Linked DNA regions of Mus musculus: region 2 is linked to region 1. Evidence: chromatin loops called from intact Hi-C (ENCODE). Cell type or tissue: left cerebral cortex. All regions are shown on one strand. Links, peaks and the distances in the headings refer to the core of each region. The heading gives the core; the rest is flanking DNA.

Region 1 (2,907 bases), core at 170-2,669:
CTTCTTTAGTTTTTCAAGACAGGGTTTCCTTGTGTAATGCTGGCTGTCCTGGAACACACTCTGTAGACCAGGCTGGCCTTGGACTCACAAAGATCTACCTGCCTCTGTCTCCTGAGTTCTGGGACTAAAGGTGTGTGTCACCATTGCATGGCTGAGAGTGTCTTCTCTATTGACCTTGCCAGCTCGTCACTGGGCAGCGCCTTTGGAAGTGCTTTGGAAATAATCAGTATTACTGTGTCCCCAGAGCTGTGCAGGGGTTGTATTTTCTTTTCTTTGGGGAGCCACATTTAAATAGACACCGAGCTACCCTCTGCAGTACTCAGGGACTGTAAAATCTGCATACATGTGCATACTTGGCCTACCTATACCTAACCTGGGAGCCAGACCACATTCAGACAGACAGACAGACACAAGTACATATATCTATAGTGTATTCAGACTTGCTCATGAACACATAAAGGAGATAGAAAGTAAATACCCCCCCAGGCGTCCCTACCCACCCCTTCCTACCCACGGGTACTTCTATGCTACAGCAATGCAGTATGTCACGTAGAGCCACGACTAGCCTTGGAGACACACATGTACACAGATAAGGACCTAGACACATACGCAGGCGGCATCCACTCTACCTGGCCTACATATCGCCGGTGATTTGAGCAGCTTTGGCCTCCCCCAGGGCCACGGTAGGAAAAGATGCTCTTCTGGCTGCATTGTGTTGGGTACCCGGAAGTGTGCAGGCCTGGAAGTGGTTGCATAAATCAATATTTGCTGTTGTTAATTATTAAAGCCAAAGCTACTCGGTGTCTGGAATGCACATCTCTGGTGTTCCCGCTGGCTCTCTAGGTCTAAACCTGACCCTGGGCCAGGTCTGGGAGGGCAGGGAAAGTGCTGCCTGCCTTCCTTTCAGGAGCTCCCTGGCCCTGGGGACAGAGGGTAGTAGACAGCACTTCTGGGAAGCTGTAGGAGATCTGCCCCCCGCCCCTAGCTGGAGGACAGTCCTGCCCCTAGAGCATCCAGACTTCTCCAGCATCTGTCTTGGGGTCTGTCCCTGCTGCAGACTGGCTGCACCAGCCTAAGACACAAGGACTTCAGGGTCAAGTTGGGGGTGGGGGGTGTCGTTTCAGAAGCCTTGTAATTTACAGATGGTAAACTGAGCCAATGGAGGTGCCAGAGACTCTGCAGCTTCAGACTCTTCCAGGGATCCCGGGGTTTTCTAGCAAAAAAAGCTATTGCACCTCTTGGAATATGATTTTCTAGTGAAGACATTTGTACCTCCTTGGTTATGGCGATCTGGTGAGACACGCAAAGGGTCCAGCAAAGAAAGTGCTTAAGCACCATCTCCAGTACTCCTGCATTCCCTGGGCACAGCTGTCCCAAGAACCTTGTCCTTGAAGCCCAGAGGCAGGGTCTCCAGTCTGGGAAGACACAGCTGCTCACAGAAGTGCCTGAGGCTTCCCGCGCGCAGGCGCAGTGTCCTGGGCCCCTTGCCCGGCCGCCCCGCGAGTGGGCGTGGTGGCCTTCCGCCCCGCCCCTCCTCCGCGCCTCCCGCACCTGGCGCCCCGCCCCCTCGGGCCCGGCAGCAGGGTGAGCCCAGAGAAGGCAGAGCGGCGGCGGGCGGGACAGGAGCGCAGAGCTCGGGCTACGGGGCCCCGGGCCGGGCCGGCTTACAGCGCCGCCGGGGCTGGGGCTCGGGATGGCGCAGCCGCGGCCCCCAGCGCCCCATGGCCGTCCGCGGAGGGGCTCGTTGCCGGCGGGGGCCGGCTGGCAGGTGAGGACCCTGGCAGGGGCGGCCTGGCCGACTGGGGACCCAGGGCCATCAGTCAGCCTTACTACCCAGAGTCTGGCAGTCTGTGCCTGAACCCCGTCACGGTGGGTGTGTATGTTTTTGGACTGACACCCGAACTACACGGAGCACCCTAGTGTTTTCCAAAGCTGCCCCTGGGTCAGACGTAGGGACACTGTGGCCATGGGCTGCAGTGACACTGGGTGTGTGTTTAACTGTTGTTGGGACTGCCTGCTGCCTTTTCCACACAGATGGAGCGATATCATAGGGTGACTCTGGTGGCTCTTCCCCAGGTGGGATGCCCGGCTTCTGGCCACACCACTCCCAGCCTTCCTTTGCCATGTGTCAGGGCGTCTGCTGTTGCCTGTGGGGCTGTAACTGTGGGTGTTACTTGATGCTCTGTGTGCACACTCTGGGTGACAGTGCCATGTGTCAGTGTTTATGTGGTTGTGATTCTGGTGCAGCCATGTGTGGTGTTTCGTTGTGGCTGGCTGTTTGGTCACCTTAAGTAGGACCTCCTCTTTTCCTCAGCCCTTTGCTGGGTCTCTTTAGGTCAGAGACTATCTGGCTGACCCTGAAAGGATGGTGGCACTGTTGTGACATTGTCACGTTGACAGGTGTGTTTGTCCTTCCTGGACAATAGGTGTGTGTCTATGCTATCTGCCAAACTGTCATTGCTATCTGCTCTTCTAATCTCAGAGGTGTTGGGTGTGGCCACAGGTGCCCATGGCTCAGGGGCTCCTGGGTACTACTGAAGTGGACTTTACAGGTTGGATCTTGTTTTGTAGGTAGGCTTCAGAGTGTATGCACAAGGGCTTAGGTTTTGTGACTTCATACTGTGCATATGTGGTGATGGGTGGTGATGCTCAGGATCCCATGGGGTTTAACAACCCTGGCAGTTGCCTGATTCCTCTTCCTTTGCTCGGAACTCTTGTCTACAATATGGGATGCTGGCTTGGGTTTGTTGCACCGCATGCTTTGATCCTGGCAGTGACGCCTGGGACTCTGCATCTGTTTCCCTGAGCACCTGGCTGAGCCTGCACGTGCCGGTGCTCTCCTGGTCTCAGCCAGGAGAATGCCTGTGTCTGTGTGCAGTTACTGGGGTGCAGGCCTGCACCGGTGTG
Region 2 (2,907 bases), core at 301-2,800, 71 kb before region 1:
TTACTTCTAGATAAGGCTGTGGACCTGTGTTTTTAAAAGGAAATGGCTGGTTCAGGCTACCTTCTCACTGTCAACCAGGTGTCTGGGGTTTCTTTCTTTTTTTTTTTTTTTTTTTTTTTGATTTTTTTCGAGACAGGGTTTCTCTGTGTAGCCTTGGCTGTCCTGGAACTCACTCTGTAGACCAGGCTGACCTCGAACTCAGAAATCCGCCTGCCTCCGGCTCCCAAATGCTGGGATTAAAGGCGTGCGCCACCACTGCCCGGCCTGGATTTTCTTTTACTGGTGCCCAGCGGACTGTCGCTAGGTTAGCATCATTACCACTCACATAGTCAGCGTAGTCCTTGGTTGCATTAGGTTTGTGCAGAAGGAATTGCATGCAGTTTCTTCAGACTGATTTTTAAATCATAAAGAAGCTCAAATATCTTTATTAATCAAAATAGGAACCATTACAAACAGCATTTTTGCAGATGAGGAGTAAGTTTATTTCTGTAGTTTAAAACTCTGTGCTCAGGGGCTGGTGAGATGGCTCAGTGGGTAAGAGCACCCGACTGCTCTTCCGAAGGTCCAGAGTTCAAATCCCAGCAACCACATGGTGGCTCACAACCATCTGTAATGAGATCTGACGCCCTCTTCTGGCGTGTCTGAAGACAGCTACAGTGTACTTACATATGATAAAAAAAAAATTTGTAAAACTCTGTGCTCCAGTATTTAGCAGATTCTTGGAAAGCATTTTCAGTATCCTGCAGGTAATGGAAGCATTTTTTCTGTGATAAAAGTCAGTATTCTTAAAGGGGTGGGAAGTTGGCTGGCAAAAAGTCAGTATTCTTAAAGGGGTGGGAAGTTGGCTGGCAAAAAGTCAGTGGAAGGCAGTGGAAGAGGCTGAGCTCCACAGCCCTGACCATTCAGCTTTTGGAACCGTGTTAGCTGTGTGGTTGGACATTATCATAGATAGAGGAGCGAGCCAGACTGATGCTGGCTGAGGTGTTGCAGCTTTGGTGCATCCTGTCGGGTCGCCGAGTGTGTTTCTCAGGTAAGGGTTTTGCGTCATTCGGAAGTTGCAGGGGATCAGACCAGCAACAGGGACCAGGCTTTTTTGGCTCAGGCTTGGCTTTGGAGTTTCTTGGGCCAGCCACTGAGCTTGTTGTTGCAGATGTCACACTCAGTCCATGTTCCTCACAGTGGGATGGAGATGAGGTCCTTTAACTAACACACACACACACACACACACACACACAGAGTTACCCACAAAGTAACATCAGTGCCGTGTTCATGGCAGCCCCCTGCTCTCAGTCATTCACCCTCTGCTCCTGTCAGCATCTTTGGGGCTCTCAGCTCCTTTTGAATTTCCACTGCACTGTGCATTCTTAGCGTTCCTGGAGCAAAAGCTGTGGTTACTGTGCGTTATCTTTGCTGCTTTATAAGCCCATAAAAAGGAAATTGCACAAATTTGATTTTTGTATAGTATCATTTCCAAAGTATAAAATAAACATTAGTTGACAACTAATAAGTCATTAGCAAGAGACAAAGTAAGATTTATGTATTCAAATGCTGTACGAGATTACCACATTAATTGGGAATGTTTCCTCCTAATATGGTAATTTCAGCAATGCAAACGTCGTAATTATGGGCTGGAGAGATGGCTCAGCAGTTCAGACTGCTCTTCCAGAGGTTCTAAGTTCAATTCCCAGCAAACTTGTGGCTCACAACCATCTGTAATGGGATCTAGTGCCCTCTTCTGGTATGTCTGAAGACAGCTACATTGTTCTCACATAAAATAAATAAATCTTTTTTTAAAAAAAGTTTCAAAACAAAAAGACTGTAGTTGCTTTTGCACACACCTAATAGTTGTCTTTTTCTACAGCTGTCAACCTTTAGAGAGAAGAGAAGGAGGCTGGCCCACTGCAGCACATAATAAGTAAATATAAGGAATTCAAAATCCCCTGGGATGAAGATGGACTGTAGTTTCTTTATATTTTAATGTTTTTAGGTTATTTAAAGGACCTCGGTGTTTTTATTATCTCTATATTAGTGACACTTAGGAGCAGTATGTCTAAGAGCTGGTGATAGAACTGAGTCACTAGAGAGCTTGTGTAGCATATTTCAGGACCTGGGATGATACACGACCCATGCATGCGTGGTGGTACAGGACTGTCGCTCCAGTACAGTCGTCAAGTACAACTCAAGCCCACGAGTCCTTATCTTCCTTCTCATCCCCATTTTCCTCTCTTCTCTGTCTGAATTTGAGTCATCTGTTCCATAAAGTCTCCAATTTAAAAGATGCACACTGAAGCATAGGCAGGAGAGTCACAAGTTCTTAGTCAGCCTCAGCCACTTGTTGAGTCCTTGGCTTAAAATCCAAGGCAGAATTAAGGTGTACATAGTTGAATGGGTTGCACTTTTTAATTGTATATCTATTGTGTTTTTATTAGTGGCACTGCTGGGTGCGTATCCCTCTGGCCAACTTTCTTCACTCAGGCTCTATGTGCTGATCACCCCCCCCCCAGACCCGCCCTAAAGCTTCCCTTCTGCTCTGCTTTCCTAGTTGAGTCTTTCCCATGCTCGAGTTAAGTAGGTGCTGCTGATTTCGATTCTTCTGTAGAGTGTTTGCTCTGTTGATCTCCACGTGTCTTAAGGCATGATGTTTGTTGTTTTTGTCTTTTGTTTTTTGTTGTTTTTTTTTTGCACAGTATAGCTCTCATATGGCCCAGCGAATGGCAAATGATTCAAAAGCTCTTTGTTGTGGATAAAGTAATTAAAATCACAAGAATTGAAGTGGGAGACGTGAATCCTTCTCAAACACAGTATATTTCTGAACCTAGTAAGTTGTCATGCTCTTTGGTTCCGTTCATTAACAGTTGAGTGTTTGGGGGAGGGGAGGGTCCCGCAGCTCTGTTTTTCTCCCTAATG

The links. Hi-C counts contacts between places; a loop is a spot of excess contacts. Peaks named below come from ENCODE experiments on the same cell type or tissue, not always from the same donor. Only the 100,000 strongest peaks of a DNase experiment are listed, where the experiment ranks them.
Region 2: a loop joins it to region 1, with 13 times the contacts of the local background. A loop is called at or near these places in 1 of 42 quality-filtered maps.

Annotation. Positions count from the first base shown.
Region 1 is chr4:137,705,893-137,708,799 of GRCm38, forward strand. Rap1gap (Rap1 GTPase-activating protein) reads left to right here and starts at 1,575. Exons shown (of 24, transcript NM_001379234.1): 1 at 1,575-1,768. The coding sequence starts at 1,694. It overlaps Rap1gapos (RAP1 GTPase activating protein, opposite strand), which reads right to left and starts at 714. Exons shown (of 2, transcript NR_138594.1): 1 at 630-714. In left cerebral cortex, for the core only: no CTCF peak of the experiment used is centred there; a DNase peak (open chromatin) is centred at 1,475; H3K4me3 peaks cover 538 bases.
Region 2 is chr4:137,635,073-137,637,979 of GRCm38, forward strand. It overlaps Usp48 (ubiquitin specific peptidase 48), which reads left to right. Exons shown (of 27, transcript NM_001355588.1): 20 at 2,688-2,818. Among named protein-coding and RNA genes, the nearest start is that of Usp48, 42 kb to the left of the region's middle. In left cerebral cortex, for the core only: CTCF peaks have their summits at 649 (motif pointing left) and 1,742 (motif pointing left); no DNase peak of the experiment used is centred there.